Linked DNA regions of Homo sapiens: region 2 is linked to region 1. A link is a loop called in an ENCODE intact Hi-C map of the cell type or tissue named here. Cell type or tissue: A673. All regions are shown on one strand.

Region 1 (8,000 bases):
ATATCTTCACCTCCATACTCACTACAGCATTATTCACAATAGCCAAGACGTGGAATTTACCCAGTGTCCATCAACAGATGAATGGATAAAGGAAAAAATGGTATATATACACAATGGAATACTATTCAGCCTTTAAAAAGGAGGAAATCTTCCCATTTGTGACAATAAAGATGAACCTGGAGGACATTTTAAGTACAATAAGCCAGGTATAGAAAAACAAATACTGCATGATGTCACTTAAATGTGTAATCTAAAAATGTAGAATTCATAAATGCAGACAGCAGAATGGTGGTTACCAGAGGTTGAAGGGTGGGGATTTGGGTGATGTTAGCAAAAGGATAAAAAATTTCAGTTAGATAGGAGGAATAAGTTCAAGAGGTCTATTGTACAATAAGGTTAGTGTAGTTAATATTATAACAATGTATTATATTCTTGAAAATCGCTGGGAGATTTTTTTTTTAATTATACTTTAAGTTCTAGGGTAGATTTTAACCATTCTCACTACAGAAAAACGTTAAGTATATGAGGTAATACATATGTTAATTAGCTCAATTTAGCCATTCCACAATCCCTATATATTTTAAAACATTATTATGTTGTCCACAATAAATATATTCAATTTTTATTTGTCAATGAAAATAAATAAAATAAAAAATAAATGAAAAACAGGCCAGGCATAGTGCCTCATGCCTGTAATCCCAGTGTTTTGGGAAGCTAAGGCAGGAGGATCCCTTGAGGCAGACACCTGAATACTTGTTGGGAGGATTAAAAAAGTTTATCTATAATCTAAGTACTGTTAATACTATTGTTATCCTCACTTTACAGATGAGGAAACAGAAAAATCATTATATAACTTACCTATGGCCATACAGCTAGTAATAAGGAACATAAGGCAGAATAACGAAGAAAATAACATGTACAGCACAGTATCACAAGTTAAAAACACACAAAACAACATTTCATATTTTATGTATTTAATGCATATTCAAAAACATATATAAAACATATTAGAGTAGAAGCCTAAGGAGACAAGGGAAATGGGACTGAGTGTGGCAGATGAAGGCAGAGTAAAAAATACAAAATAAGAGATATCTTGCACTGTCCAATGATAATGTATTGTGAACTGAACGCTGGGGCTACTCGACTTTCTATCTTTAAGGACCAAACTGTGTTTTATATATATATATGTTTTATATTTATATATTTATTGAATGTATGAATGCCAGAAATTTGGGCCCATCCTTGGCATCTCCCTCTACCTCTCCCCCTTCCATCCCATTCAATCACCAAGTCTTGTCTATTCTACCTCAAATATATTTGAAATATGGCAGCCTCTCATCACGCCCATTTACACTCTCTAGTCCAAGCCACAACTACCACAATTGCTTTCTAACCAACTGCCTGACCTCTTTTCAGTTTTGCCCTGCTCCAATTCATTTCTCATTAATCTGATCTGACACTGCTTAACTACACAATTCAACAGCTTTCCATTACTCTCATGATGAAGTCCAAAGTCCTTGATACACATCCAACAAGGCCCTGAATTATTTGCTCCTACCGTCTTTCCTGTTTTCATTCACACCACAGTCCCTTCTCTCACTACATTCCAGGCACTCTGTTATTTTCAATTCCTCATACTTGCCACTCTCCTTCCCACTTTAAAGGGATACAGACACACATTTTAGCCAGGGTCTGTATCTGTCAGATCTCAGCTGAAACGTCACTTCCTTAGGGAAGCTTTCTCTGATACACTAGCCAGGGTGAACTCTCCCTATTATGCACTTCTCCTTTATGGCCCTTAACATTATGTTAGATTACAGATTCTAGCTAGATTATAAACTCCAGGAGGACAAGAGACATTTTTATTTTCACTATTTTATCATGTATACCTAACACAGTGCCCATATATAAAATACTGATATGTATTAATAATTCATTTGAGGGTGATAAAACTGTTAGTCTATTTGCTAAAAGTAGTTTTAATATGCCTGCTAATATTTTTAAGTGAATAAACAAAATGCTTTCTTTCCAAAAAAAAAAATCCTTTGTTCTGTGAACTTCATCTTACTGTTTTTTCTTTGTTCTGTGAACTTCATATTACTGTTTTTTCTGTGAATCAATGACTATCCACATTGAAATTTTAGAAAAATTAACAGCAATCTTCTCTTCTCAAAAGCTCATCTTCAAATTTAAGGAGAGTACATTCTCAATGTGTGCAGAATTTATTTCAGCTCAGTAATTCTACAAATGTCATCTTATATTACGATGCGGTAGACAGAAACACATCAGTCAAAATTTACCTACTCTATCGCATTTAAGTAACATTTTCTCAGTGAAAAAAACTTAGGGGAGGAAAATGTTACATATCTAAAGAGCTTAAGTAGACTCGACTCTAAATATTATGGCCACAAAGGCAAGAATCCATTATTAAATTCTTATCAAGTATTTAGGCTGGGCGTGGCGGCTCATGCCTGTAATCCCAGCACTCTGGGAGGCCGAGTTGGGCAGATCACCTGAGGTCAGGAGCTCGAGACCAGTCCGGCCAATGTGGCAAAACCCCATCTCTACTAAAAATACAATAATTAGCTGGATGCAGTGGTGCATGCCTGTAGTCCCAGCTACTCGGGAGGCTGAGGCAGGAGAATCACTTGGGCCCGGAGCAGGGAGTGCGGAGGTTGCAGTGAGCCAAAATTGGGCTACTGCACTCAAGCCTGGGTGACAGAGCAAGACTCCATCTCAAAAAAAAAAAAAAAAATACTAGTATTTGGCTGGGTGTGGTGGCTCATACCTGTAATGCCAGCACTTTGGGAGGCTGAGACAGGAGCTCAAGACCAGCCTGGGCAACATAGTGAGACCCTATCTCTACAAAAACTTTAAAAATTAGCCAGGTGTGGTGGCATGCACCTATGGTCCCAGCTACTCTGGGGGCTAAGGTGGGAAGATTGCTTGAGTCCAGGAGGTCGAGGCTACAGTGAGCTGTGATGGTGCTACTGCACTCCAGTCTGGGTGACAGTGAGTCCTTGTCTCAGAAAAAAAAAAACAAAACACTTAGTACTTGCTGTAATATTTCACCACCAGGTGGCAGATCCATACTACGTTCTGGAAATGTTTTTATCAACCCTGATAAGTTAGTCCAATTAGAAGGAATTTTAGGAAAAGTAAAATAATTTTAACTGTATTTGAACCTGAGCCAGTTAACCACAGGGTAGTTACAATTGGCCCTCAGAACATTATACTTCTATTTAACTGTAAATTTGTCCCCAGGCCATGCAGAGTACCTAATTTTCTTTAAAGAGAACAGAATATTAAAATGCAGTTTTAAAATGTGATTATCTATAGTCCAGTCATTCAAAATCCTGAGAAGTCTAAGAGGAGTTTGAATCCCAAAGTAAAGGGAACATGAAATGAAAAGGTAGAAAAAAATACAGGTGAGACAATGAGAAAAAGGGGAGAGAGATGAAACATCTACCAAACCAAGAAGCTAGCAAAACCCAAGTTACAGCAACGCCCTTCAAAAATGAACATGTCTGTGTTTTATGTGTTCAGCAATATATTCTAATTAATAAGATAAAGACTTTAATCTCAAGTCAATCAGTTAATTATGAAATTGACTTTTCAAATTTTTCAATAATTCTAAAATTCTTAAAATGTATTATTATCAAGATGAAATATATTATCTTGAAATGACTCTTCAGTTATTTTAAAATGCTATTGAAAACGCTATTTGCAAATGCATCCTTGAAATCTAAGGAGAACACCTTAATTTGTTTACCACCTTGGCTGCAGCACACCTTTCCCTCCACTGTCCTTCTTCCAGTCCTACCCAACTTCTCCCGCCTCTTTCTGGCCCATGTTTGCAGGGAGAAGAGATGACCCCTGACACTCAGAAAGAGATCCCTGGCCACTATACACACCAGTCAATGGTTCAACTTCCTCACTAATGCTTCCTTCCTCATGTCCTTTAATCCACTAACCAAATCTACCTCGGCCACAATTAGAAATCAACACCCAACCTCTACCATGAACCAAGGCTGACCTGAGTTTTGTGAAATTTGAAGCATATATAATTTGAGGGCCTTTTTGAAGAAAAAAAAAAATGGAAAAAAATTTTTCAATTTTGCAAATGTTACAAAAATATGTAACTAACAAACACACTACACTGCTAGAGCCTCTCCCAGATCCTAGAAGAGGTCTATGCAAGTGAGGGGATCCAGGGCTCACCAACTTAAGGGTAAATTGTCTCTGCCATGAAGACATGTTGAGGAAAAAACAAGCCTATAAACTCTGTTTGTTAAATAAAACAACTAGTACACCAATTCCATTCAATAAAAGAAAGGCACTGGCTAGAGAGTTACAGTGTTCACAGTTACTTTAGAACAAACTGGCTAAAATTAAGGACAGATAGAAACTGTCTAATGGCAACAAGAGAGCAAAGCACAGAGAAGAAAAAATGTGAGTGGAATCAATGGGGGAAAGGCATACTCATCCACTTCTTTCATACTCCTGAAGCTTATTGCCATCAATTATTTGTAGGTCTCCCCCAGGAACAGTTTTCCCTACTGGGTTATTTACATAACCTAACTTCAGAAAGCTCTCACTTTTCTTCCCTGACAAACAAAAAGAGAGAGAAAAAACAATTCTCAAACAACTTTGCTTTGAGAATTTTTCTTTCATTTATACATCATATATTCCATCATTCTATTGACCAAGGTCCCTATCACTATTAGAAGAAAGTTGCCAAATCTCTCATTCCTTCCTCTAATACAATCTGCTTTGATATATGCAAAGGTCTCAGAAGCTTATCTGACTGAACAAGAACACAAGTTCTCATTTCCTAATAACTTCCTGAATATTTTATTATCGTTTCCGCCCAGGAAATTTATTCACTCTATGTAGCTCCAACACAAACAGTTCATTTCTGAAGGGAAACTATTCAAGTATAGCAGAAACTCATATAAAAGAGTACTTCCAATAGGCTGTTGTTAAACTATGTATCCGAGTGAAAAAATGAGTTGAAAATACATATGAATTTAGAAATACACAAAAAATAAAGAGAGACATTTATTTAAAATAAAAATATTTTCCCATACTAATTGATTAAATACAAAGAAAACCCACTGGCCTATTTGATTGAATAGTACCAACAGCAAAATTGATTGAATAGTACACTTAAGATCTAGATTTACGTTTCAACCATACCTACATTTCAACTATAACGCAGTAAAAATATATTTTAAAAGTCCAAAAGTAAGATTTGAGTAATTTTGGCCATTAGCGAGAAAAATTATTGGTACTCTTTTCAAGGGAAAAAGATTTCTAGAAATTGCCTTAAATGTCTTAACATAATTTGTATTCCTAGGGCCACAATTTTGGGCCTATTACATGGCATAATAGCCTACAATACATGCCAAACTTCACAGTAAATCCTCTCTGCTCTTTGGAGCTAAGGATGTGGGGCAGTAAACAACCAGTAACAATAAGATTCCAAAACAAAATCTATTTGGGCATTCTCTTTGCCATACACAACTCTGAACAATTAAAAAAGAGCTTCTTTCCTTTCTCTTTGAAATAGAGGAAGTAGTCTGACTAAACAAAGGGTATAAGAGATAATGCACTTAGAAAGAAAGGGAATTCCAGGAGGGAAAACCACACTGTTTAGTATTTCGTAATGCAGCAAGCTGGTTAAGAGCCTGGCCTGAGTTCAAATTCCTGCTTGTCATTTACTAGGTATATAACCACAGATTAAATGACTTACTATATCAACACACTTTTTAAAAATCTCCAGCACACAGTGCTTTACACATGAGAAAACTAAAGCACAGAGAGGTTAACCAGCTTGCCTAAGGTCCCCAAGACCTTAGAAACACCCAGCGCTGCTAGTGTTTCTAGAGGAGGCATGAAGGAAGAGATCTGCAGAAAGATACAAGGAAAATACAGCTAACTGTATCTTAACTCAATAGAAACATAGAGCATCTACTGTATCTGTGCAACCAACGGTTGCCCGTGCCACACCCTACACCTCAGTGTCCCTAAAATCTTTTAAGAACACTTTACTGTGTGTTAGACCTCTTATTTAGCAGGACGGTAGGAAACACTGCCATTGTTTTAGATAAACAGAGCCCTTTGTGGACTGGGGCTGGGAAATGAAACTAGACCAGCCACCTATACTGCTCCTCCTGAATCATCCTTGAAGACATCAGCATGAAAACCAACAAATTTCAGGTGATAAAAATCTACAGAACATTCAAACATCCACTGTGTTTAATACGGCAACACAACTGAATACAGTATATCACAGAAAGCATTCTACATTGTCAATATCCTTCTCCCTGCTTCTCCTGCAGGGATTCTCTAGCTTACTTGAACAGGGAACACTTTCCCCTCCCCTAATATAAAACTATTAAACTACTAGATTAGAAGAACAATGGTCCATGAAACACCAACTTGGGTAAACAGCCTAGACTGAACCCACTCTTCCAATTCACAGTATACACCACTGTCAGATCAAGGACGCTTCTTTTCTATCCCTTTCTTGTGCCACTTCACATCACCACCCTAAACCTCCAAGTAAATTACTTTCTGTTGCCCATATCACCAATGCTTTCCCACTTCTGGATGTTTGCTCATTATACTTCCTCTCCCGCTTCCCATCGCCATAGGTCTGTCTCCACTGCTAAGCCAGGGCCAACATCCTGCGCAATGGACAGAGGAACCATGTACCCAGCCTTCAAGATCTATCAAATTCTATCATCCCATAAAGCTTACACTGAGTTGCTTCATGGAAGTAACCTTCTCATTTTTAGAAAACCCAAAGCACTCTGCACCCCTTTTACAGCATATATCACCTTCTCCTCAGCAGTATTATTTTTACGTATGATATGCCATTTGTTAGACTGGTAACTTATTTCTCCCGTTACCTAGCACAGTGCCTCATACATAGCTGCTCAATAAATGCTTGTTGAATGAATAAATGAGTCTGAGAATCTATTTCCCATCAGAGAATCATAATTAGTTTTTGCTAAACACAGTTAAATAGACTGGACTTCTCCTTCAGAGAACACAAACTATTTGAAATTGCCAAGAGCTACATCTTAAATCAGAGAAAGTCACTGAGCTGTACAGCAGAACTTCATTCACACAAGCTTCCTTGTACTTACTTGTTTATGTGTTCTTCTCTGTGAAACAGGCCTTTATACTGCCAAAACTGAGTAGGGTGGAGAACATAACTAGTTTAATTTGTGTTTAAAAATATGCAGTCAATTAGAATGTAGTTATGACAACCTGAAAACGGTGGCTCATGCCTGTTATCCCAGCACTTTGGGAGGCCGAGGTGAGTGGATCACCTGAGGTCAGGAGTTCAAGACCAGCCTGGCCAACATGGCAAAACCCCATCTCTACTAGAAATACAAAAATTAGCCAGGCGTGGTGGCGGGCACCTGTAATCCCAGCTACTCGGGAGGCTGAGGCAGGAGAATCACTAGAACCTGAGAGGCAGAGGTTCTGGGGAGCTGAGATCATGTCACTACACTCCAGCCTGTGCCAGAGAGAGAGACTCTGTCTCAAAATAAATAAATTAATTAATTTAAAAAAATTGCTATGTTATTATAAGATATCACTATCCTACAGTTTTCCTCTAAATAATCATAGAATATGTTTCTGAACTTTTTCTGATAACTCAGTTCTTCCACAGAAAGTGCCTTACCTCCTACAATAATCCCTGGAGAGAAGAAGGACCTAAGAAAACACAGTTGTCTTATAAACCAAAACATGATCCTTCTAAATCCTTGAAGAGGAACAGCAATGTTGTGAGAAAGAGGAAAGGTAGAGATAAGAAAAGAAGGTAGCCTGAGCAGTAGCAAAATAAATGTGAGAAAGATCAGGCTTGCTTCCAAAGAAAAAAATCAGTTAACAAAAGACAGGGACTGCTTTGGGGTGTGAGGAGGTGGGTGGGGAGAACATGCTGAGGTTGGGGGAGTTGGAAATACAAACTTAGAATGAAG
Region 2 (8,000 bases), 360 kb after region 1:
AAGGCATTTTGCTACAGCTATCCCATTTAAAAGTAACAACACAAGGCTGGGCGCAGTGGTTCACGCCTGCAATCCCAGCACTATGGGAGACCAAGGCAAGCAGATCACTTGAGGCCAGGAATTCGAGACCAGCCTGACCAACATGGTGAAACCCTGTCTCTGCTAAAAATACAAACATTAGCCAGGGGTGGTGGCGTGCTCGTGCAGTCCCAGCTACTCAGGAGGCTGAGGCATGAGAATCGCTTGAACCCAGGAGGCAGAGGTTGCAGTGAGGCGAGATCGCGCCACTGCACTCACCCCTGGGCGACAGAGCGAGACTGTTGAAATAAATGAAAGGAAGGAAAGAAAGGAAGGAAGAAAGGAAGAAAAGAAAGAAACAAAGAAAGATGGGAATGGGAGGGAGGGAAAGGATGGAAAGAAAAGAGAGAAAAAGGAAGGAAGGGAGAGAGGGAGGGGAAAGGGGAAGGGAGATGGGAAAAGGGGAAAGGGGGAAGGGAAAGGAGGAAGGGGAAAGGGGGAAGGGGAAAGGGGGAAGGGGGATGGGGAAAGGGGGATGGGGAAAGGGGGATGGGGAAAGGGGGATGGGGAAAGGGGGATGGGGAAAGGGGGATGGGGAAAGGGGGATGGGGAAAGGGGGATGGGGGAAGGGGGATGGGGGAAGAGGGAAGGAGGAAGGGGAAGAGGAAGGGGGAAGGGGGAAGGGGGAAAGGGAAAGGGGGAAGAGAAAAGGGGGAAGGGAAAACGGGGAAAGGGAAGGGGAAAACGGGGAAGGGGAAGGGAAAATGGGGAAGGGGGAAAAAAGATACTGGTCTCATGCTAATAAGGCCAAATGTTTTGTTTTGTTTTGTTTTGTTTTTTACTGAATCAGGAGATTTCTGTCCCTAATAATATCTCTGAAAACAGAAGATCTGTTATTAACATATGATACCAAAATGGCAGACTGTCGGCCAACTCTTAAATCTGTTATTTCCTTCTTCTTGAGTGCATGTCTGCCCACTTCCCTTGTAACTATCATGTAGTTTTGAACCATGGAATGTAAGCAGGAACGATGTGTGCAATTTCTGGGTCATTTAAAACTTATTACCAAGGCCAGGTGCAGTGGCTCACACCTGTAATTCCAGCACTTTGGAAGGCTGAGGCAGGAGGATCGCTTGAGCCCAGAAGTTTAAGACCAGCCTGGGCAACACAGCAAGACCCTGTCAACACAAAAACAGTTTTTTTTTTTAAATTAGCTGGGCATGGTGGCACATGCCTGTAGTCCCAACTACTTGGGAGGCTGAGGTAGGAAGATTGCTTTAGCCCAAGAGGTTGAGGCTGCAGTGAGCTGTGTTCTCCACTGCACTCCAGCCTGAGTGATGGAGTAAGATCATGTCTCTCTCTCTCTCTCTCTCTCTCTCTATATATATATATATATATAGCCAGATGCTTATTCCATGCTTAGCTTCCCAAACCATCTCCTTCCACCACAGCCTGGATGTGGATGTTACATTCAGCATCAACCATGCAGGTAAAGACAACAGCCTAAGGAATGGTGAGTTAATAAGGAAGAAACCTGGATCCCTGGCTGACCTTGTAGAATAGAGCTGCCCAGCTAACCTAAAGCAGCAGTCATCCTTATAGGTAAGAAAGAAACACAGTCTACCTTATTGAAGCTACTGGGAGCTCTTAAACTTCAGCTTAACCTTTAACTCATACAGTAAGTAATTAATCAAACATATTCACTCTTTTAGGCTTGGGAGTTCACATATCCACTCAATTTTTTTAGTTTCTCACTGTTTTAAAGGAAACAGATACACTTACTCCACTGCTTTCTTGTAGACTTCAATGGCCTTGTCCAAGTCTCCCTCCAGCAAGTGGATCTTCCCCAGCATTATATAAGTCAGATCGTGCCTATTAAGATTCAGGGCATTGTGCAACTGGTCTTGTGCCTGACAAGTTTAACAAAATAAAGAAAACCAAATCACTACCACTGAACGAACTATACCTTTATATGGCTAATGTAAAGACACTTTCTGCTGTATTGACATAGGAACATCACATTTCAGCAAACAGCCCCCACTACCCAAAGACCAAAACATACCAAAACTGTCCTTGTTGAAAAGACAGCTGGCAACATGGGATATCTGCTTCTGGAGCCACTTGGAAGAATTTATACAAGACGATTAATCTTTCTGAATGTTTTCTGCCTGATATTCACACCTATGACTCATACTTCATAAGTCAAAAGGGCCATCATAGTACAGTGTAGAGTACTACACTAAACTAAATCCCAGCTGTAACACTGACCAAGTGCACAACCTTCCCTATGGTGGGCCAGGTTTCCCCATCAATGTGATGATAAATGAATAAATAGATTGTTCTCATTTATTCACCCAACTGCTTGCTGTTCTAGATGCTAAATATATTTGAGTTTATAAAACCAACTCCTTGCTCTGGAGGAGCTTACCTTCTCCTAGTAAACAAAAGGGCTTTGTTTAGTCATTCACAGATTCAACAAGCATTTATATAAATGCCAGGTATTGTATTTGCCTAGCCTGTTAGCTGTACAGTAAAATCTAAATATATTTCTTCTCAGCACAGATCCAACCAAAGACAAATCCTTCTTTTCCCCTGACTCAGAATAATCCTGTGAATAGAAATGTGCCTGTTTGAAATTGTCTCTGAAGAGAAAAATCTCCTAACCAAGTATATAAAACTATAGATCCATCTACAAAACCTAAGGGGCCCACTAAATGTATTTTATGTATATATATTGTTATCTCAGGAGAAAAGTTACTTTTACACCCCAACTGCTAATGTGCATATTTTTTTTCACACCAGTGTGGGATACTAGTTACACCAGTCTGCAAATTGACACAAACTAAACATTGTCAAATGGGTACTAACCAATTCAGATTCTCAGTCCTGGTGGCATCGGAGAAAGGAGAATAAAACTTCACAATCACTAACTGTGAGCTCTATGAAGGAAACTACCCAACGCTCTCATCACTAAGTTTTAGAGCTCTCAGTAATTTTGTCTACTCCTCAATTATGATATATACTTTTTCTTACCTGAGTACCAAATTTGAGGTAAGCTCAACTTGTCTTCTCTGATATAGGAGTCTATAGCTTAATCACAGTGAAATATAATTTCTCATCATGGAAAATAACTATAAAATTAAAACTGAAAACTCAGAAATCAGATCCACTTAAAATTTAAAATTTATTTTCAATGACCCTAAAAACTAAGTTGCCGTCAGGGCATGGAGATAGCTCACATGGTCATGATCACACCTTTAAGACTTAAGGGTCCACTTTTTGATATGTATGTTTTATTAAGCATCTGTTTCTAAACTGGGAAATTTAACTGGAGGTAGAGAAAAAGAAGAAAGGAGAAAAACTGCCATTCCCTCATATTTCTAGAACTTTCCATGTTCTTATTACAAGCAGAAAACAACAGATGAATAATGACAAGTGAGAATTAAAACAGAAAAAAATGTATAAAGGTACTTTCAATTTTCAGTTCCAAAAACCTCTGCAAGCACTAGGGATAATACCAAATGAGCAATGTAACAACTTCTGCAACAAGTGCACCCTCAGTGAAATCTATCACCACTTCTATAAATTACCTTGTTGAACTGCTTCAGGTATATGTAGCAAACTCCTAGGTTATGGCTGATCTCCTAGGCTCATAAAAAAGAAGGAAAACAACTCAGGTGTAATTCCACAGTAAGTATTAGAGTGAAACAACAGACATCTAGAGATTGTTATTGCTCGGCAAGGTTTAAACTTTAAACTATGCATTACAGTCAGCTTTTTATTAGAGTTCATACTCAAATTAATTGTTAAAAATAAGTTCCTCAACATAAAAAAATACAGATTATAAGAAATAAAAGCAGAATAAACAGGTGATCTTCCTGGATCTATGGGGAACCCTGGGGCACATACCCAGCCCATCCCCATACCTTTTTTCTTTAAGAGTTGCCCATCACCCATACCCTTTGCTCCTTCTTCTCAGGAGAGACTACCCACAGCCCCTGCTGAGAGGGCTGCTAGCCACACATTTCCGCCCTTAAGGCAACACAGTTGGATAGTGACACCTGACACAACTGAAGTCCTTTCCCTAGGAATCTGGAATTGGAAGAGAGCTAGTTAGTTACAAGTACTAAATTTACTAGGTGATGTGAACTTGAGGACTGACAGCGCCACCTGGAGTCTGCTGTGATGGAATACATGTAATTGGAGCCATCTGCAGAAGTCTAGAGCTGACATGGGAAAACTATGGTCCATGGGCCAAATCCATTCCCTGCCCTTTTTTATAAGTACAGATTCATTGGAACACAGACACAACTATTGTTTTTGTATGGCTCTTTTGCATTAGAACTGCAGAGTTAAGTCGTTGCAACAGAGTCTGTATGAAGCTATACAAATTAAAATATTTATTAACTGGCCCTTTACAAAAAAAGTTTGCCAACCTTTGATCTACAGAAAGAAAAGATGAAGCAGAAAAGGCAGAGTAGCTACCTTGGATGCTGAAGCGTTCCAGTTCTGCTTCACTAAAAGACCAACCTGCATCTCTTGATACTGTTTTATGGACTCTCAAATTCCTTTATAATAAACCTCCCTTTATTTAAGGTAGCTTTGGAAAAGGAGAAAGCAAGGGTAAGGAAAATGCTCTTGGGAAACATAGTAAGAACTACCCTATTAGTAGTGGAGATGTGTCCCTGTCTGAGGAAACATGGACCCCCAGGCTCAGAGATAACAACTGATTTAATGTTTTCCAAGTCTCCAAAAATAGTAAAAACAACAAAACAGCAACCATTGGTTGAGCACCTACTAACATCAGGCTTTATGCCAGATGTTTTCATATATGTTACTTTAATTTTCAGCAAACCTGCAACATAGTTATAATCTTTCCAATTTTACAGATAAGGAAATTGAAGCTCAGAGAGGTTGAGTAGATTACCTAACTTAAGACAGAGAGTATTGGGATTTTTTTTTTCTTTTTTAGTTCTACATCCTAGGGAGAATTTCAATCATACGTAAGTGCAGACAGAATTAGGTACTAATCATCCTGTCCCAACAACCATCCAATCCACACCCCATCTACTCCCACAACTTTTGTAAGCAAATAACAGCCCAACGTTTTATCCACAAATGTTTCCGTATTTATTTCTAAAAGATAAGGCCTTTTTCTTAAACTACCCACATCGTCACACTCGAAAAAAAGTAGTGACTGCTTGATATTAGATATTCAATTACGTTAAAATTTCCAATTATCTCACAAATGCCGCACATTTAAAAATTTTTTTTATTCAATCACAAATCATGTCCATATTATAGAACATTGGGATTTGAACTCAGGCCTGCTTCCAAAACTTGTATACTGCCAACTTTGTCATGCTATAAGAATGCATGCATGGAGAGAGACAAGGCAGAAATAAAGCCTTTCTTGTCCTTTAAATGTCCTGCTCTACAGTAGGAATTGTTAAGGTAGGTAAGTAAATAGATGTCCTGAAGGCTAACCTCTGACCTTTTAAAATCTTTGACATAGATAGTTGAGAAGGCAGCAATATACCTTTAACAAACTAACTGCAAAAGAAATTTGGAAAGGGCAACAGAACAAATCAGAGTCAAATCCTATCTTTCAGGAGGTAAGGGAACCCAGCAGACATCCTGCAAAGGCAGTTGGTACAGTGGAAAAGATCACAGTCTTAAGACGAGGAATCTTAGATCATCCTAGATCACAGGTCTGAATTCCAGTTCTGGCTCAGCAACTACCTCACTGTAGCAACTTCCATCTTCCAAAGCCTTAGCTTCCTCACTTGTCAATGGGGGAAATTCTCCCTACTTAACAGAACTGTTCCAAAAGTCAACTAAGATAATGGCAGGAGGAATTACTATTCCCCTGTTGCAGCAAGACTGTGGAATACCCTGATGAGTCCAAGAAAGTAGGGCTACAAGGTTGTTTCTTTTTTTTTTTTTTTTTTGAGACAGGGTCTTGCTCTGCTTTCCATGCTGAAGTGCAGTGACACAATCACAGTTCACCGCATCACTGCAGCCTCAACCTCCTGGGCTAACGTGATCCTCCTACCTCAGCCTCTAGAATAGCTAGGACTACAGGTGCACACGACCACTAATTTTTATTTTTTTTTCCTAGAAACTGGGTCTCTATGTTGCCCAGGCTGGTCTCAGACTCCTGGGCTCAAGTGATCCTCCCCACTCAGCATCCTTTTAAAGTGCTGGTATTACAGGTATGAGCCACCATGCTCCAGCTACTATAAGGTTTTCTACAGGTACTTATGAAATATGTAGGGTAGGTAAGGGCTATTAATAAAAGTAAAATTCAAAATCATTAAAATATTCTAAAAAGAAAATAAAAATGCCATGAAGGGGAAAATTTTAAAGAAAAATTTTAAAGTTAAAAAAAAAAAAGGTGGTGGCTCACACCTGTAGTCTCAGCACTTTGGGAGGCCAAGGTGGGCGGATCACAACGTCAGGAGCTCGAGACCAGCCTGACCAACATGGTGAAACCTCATCTCTACTAAAAATACAAAAATTAGCTGGGCATGGTGGCGGGTGCCTGTAAATCCCAGCTACTCAGGAGGCTGGGGGAGGAGAATCGCTTGAACCCAGGAGGCAGAGGTTGCAGTGAGCCAAGATTGAGCCACTGCACTCTAGCCTAGGTGACAGAATGAGACTCTGTCTCAACAAAAAAAAAAAAAAAGAATGGCTGTTTTGTGAATGATCACATCTACTAGTAACAATGGGATGGTTATCCCAAGTGAGTCAGTAATACCAAATGAGCTCTTTCAACCAACTGGATAGATTAAGAAATACGTTCCATTCCCCCTGTGACCCTGAGCTCTCCTGCTTTACCTCTTCCCTATCTCCCTCTATGGGTTCTCTTCTTCTGCTCAGTCCTTCAAAATTGCTTTTTGATGGCTCACACCTGTAATCCCAGCACTCTGGGAAGCTAAAGCAGGAGGATCACTTGAGGACAGGAGCTTGAGACCAGCCTGGGTAACATGAGACCTCATTTCCACAAAATAAATTTAGCCAGGCATGGTGGCTTGCACCTGTAGCCCCAGCTACTCAGGAGGCAGAGGCAGGAGGATCACTTGAGCCCAGGAGTTGGAGGTTACAGTAAGCTATGATCACCCCACTATACTCCAGCCTAGGCAACCTTGTCTCTTAAAAAAAAAAAAAAAAATTTAGAAAGTAAAAAACTGCTAGCATCCAGGGATGTTCCAGGGATTATTGGTGGGCCCTGGCTCCTCCCTGGCCTGTATGGTGACCATTTGTGGCACTGGCCACCCCCATGATCCTGGCCCCCATAGAGAATGCAGGGCTTCCTCCCTGCATTAAAGCAGTAACTTTTCCTGTGCCGTCTCAAACAGACAAAAAAAAAGTAAAAAACTCTTTTTTTCCAGGGTCCCATCCTCAGCTCATTGCAGGGTAATGTCAACCAATCTAATGGTTTCAATTACCACCTTTATGTTGCTGACTCCAGAATTCACATCTCTACTCCAAAACACTTGAGTTTCAGATTTCTATATCCAATCCTACTGGACACATCTCAATTTAGATATCCCCTCAGAACCTAAAACTTATCATATCCAAAATCCTCTGAAAGACAGGATTTAACTCTGATTTCTTACCATCACCTTCTTCCAAACCTTGCTCTTCTTCCTTCATTTCCTATTCTAGTTGAGTATCTTATAATCCAACAGTCCATCTTTGCATCTCCAGGGCATAGATCAGTGCTTGGCATATAGCAGACATACTCATTTTTTGAAAAACCGACTGAATGAAAAGTACATGAATTTTTCTTCATCTGTAGTTTCACTCTGGCTGTTAGCTATAACATACTCCATGGCATAAAGACTCAACTCAATCTTCCGATGTACAGAAGAAAAGCGACTAACAAATTGAACACACTTCAAAAATAATAGTGCCCCGTAAGAACTGCAAAGGAAATCCATGCTAATTCTCTGTACTAATAAATCTAGTTCTTCACT

Evidence for each region. Peaks named below come from ENCODE experiments on the same cell type or tissue, not always from the same donor. Only the 100,000 strongest peaks of a DNase experiment are listed, where the experiment ranks them.
Region 2: it touches region 1 in a loop (3-fold over the local background); 41 of 110 quality-filtered maps call a loop at or near these places.

The regions. Positions count from the first base shown.
Region 1 is chr15:73,076,623-73,084,622 of GRCh38, reverse strand. All of the region lies in intron 1 of NEO1 (neogenin 1), which reads right to left. Among named protein-coding and RNA genes, the nearest start is that of NEO1, 28 kb to the right of the region's middle. In A673, a CTCF peak has its summit at 3,068 (motif pointing right); DNase peaks (open chromatin) are centred at 3,082, 4,852 and 5,662; H3K4me3 peaks cover 1,256 bases; H3K27ac peaks cover 2,301 bases.
Region 2 is chr15:72,718,456-72,726,455 of GRCh38, reverse strand. BBS4 (Bardet-Biedl syndrome 4) reads right to left here. Exons shown (of 16, transcript NM_033028.5): 7 at 3,609-3,662; 8 at 1,801-1,928. Among named protein-coding and RNA genes, the nearest start is that of BBS4, 36 kb to the right of the region's middle. In A673, CTCF peaks have their summits at 4,162 (motif pointing left) and 4,178 (motif pointing left); a DNase peak (open chromatin) is centred at 4,185.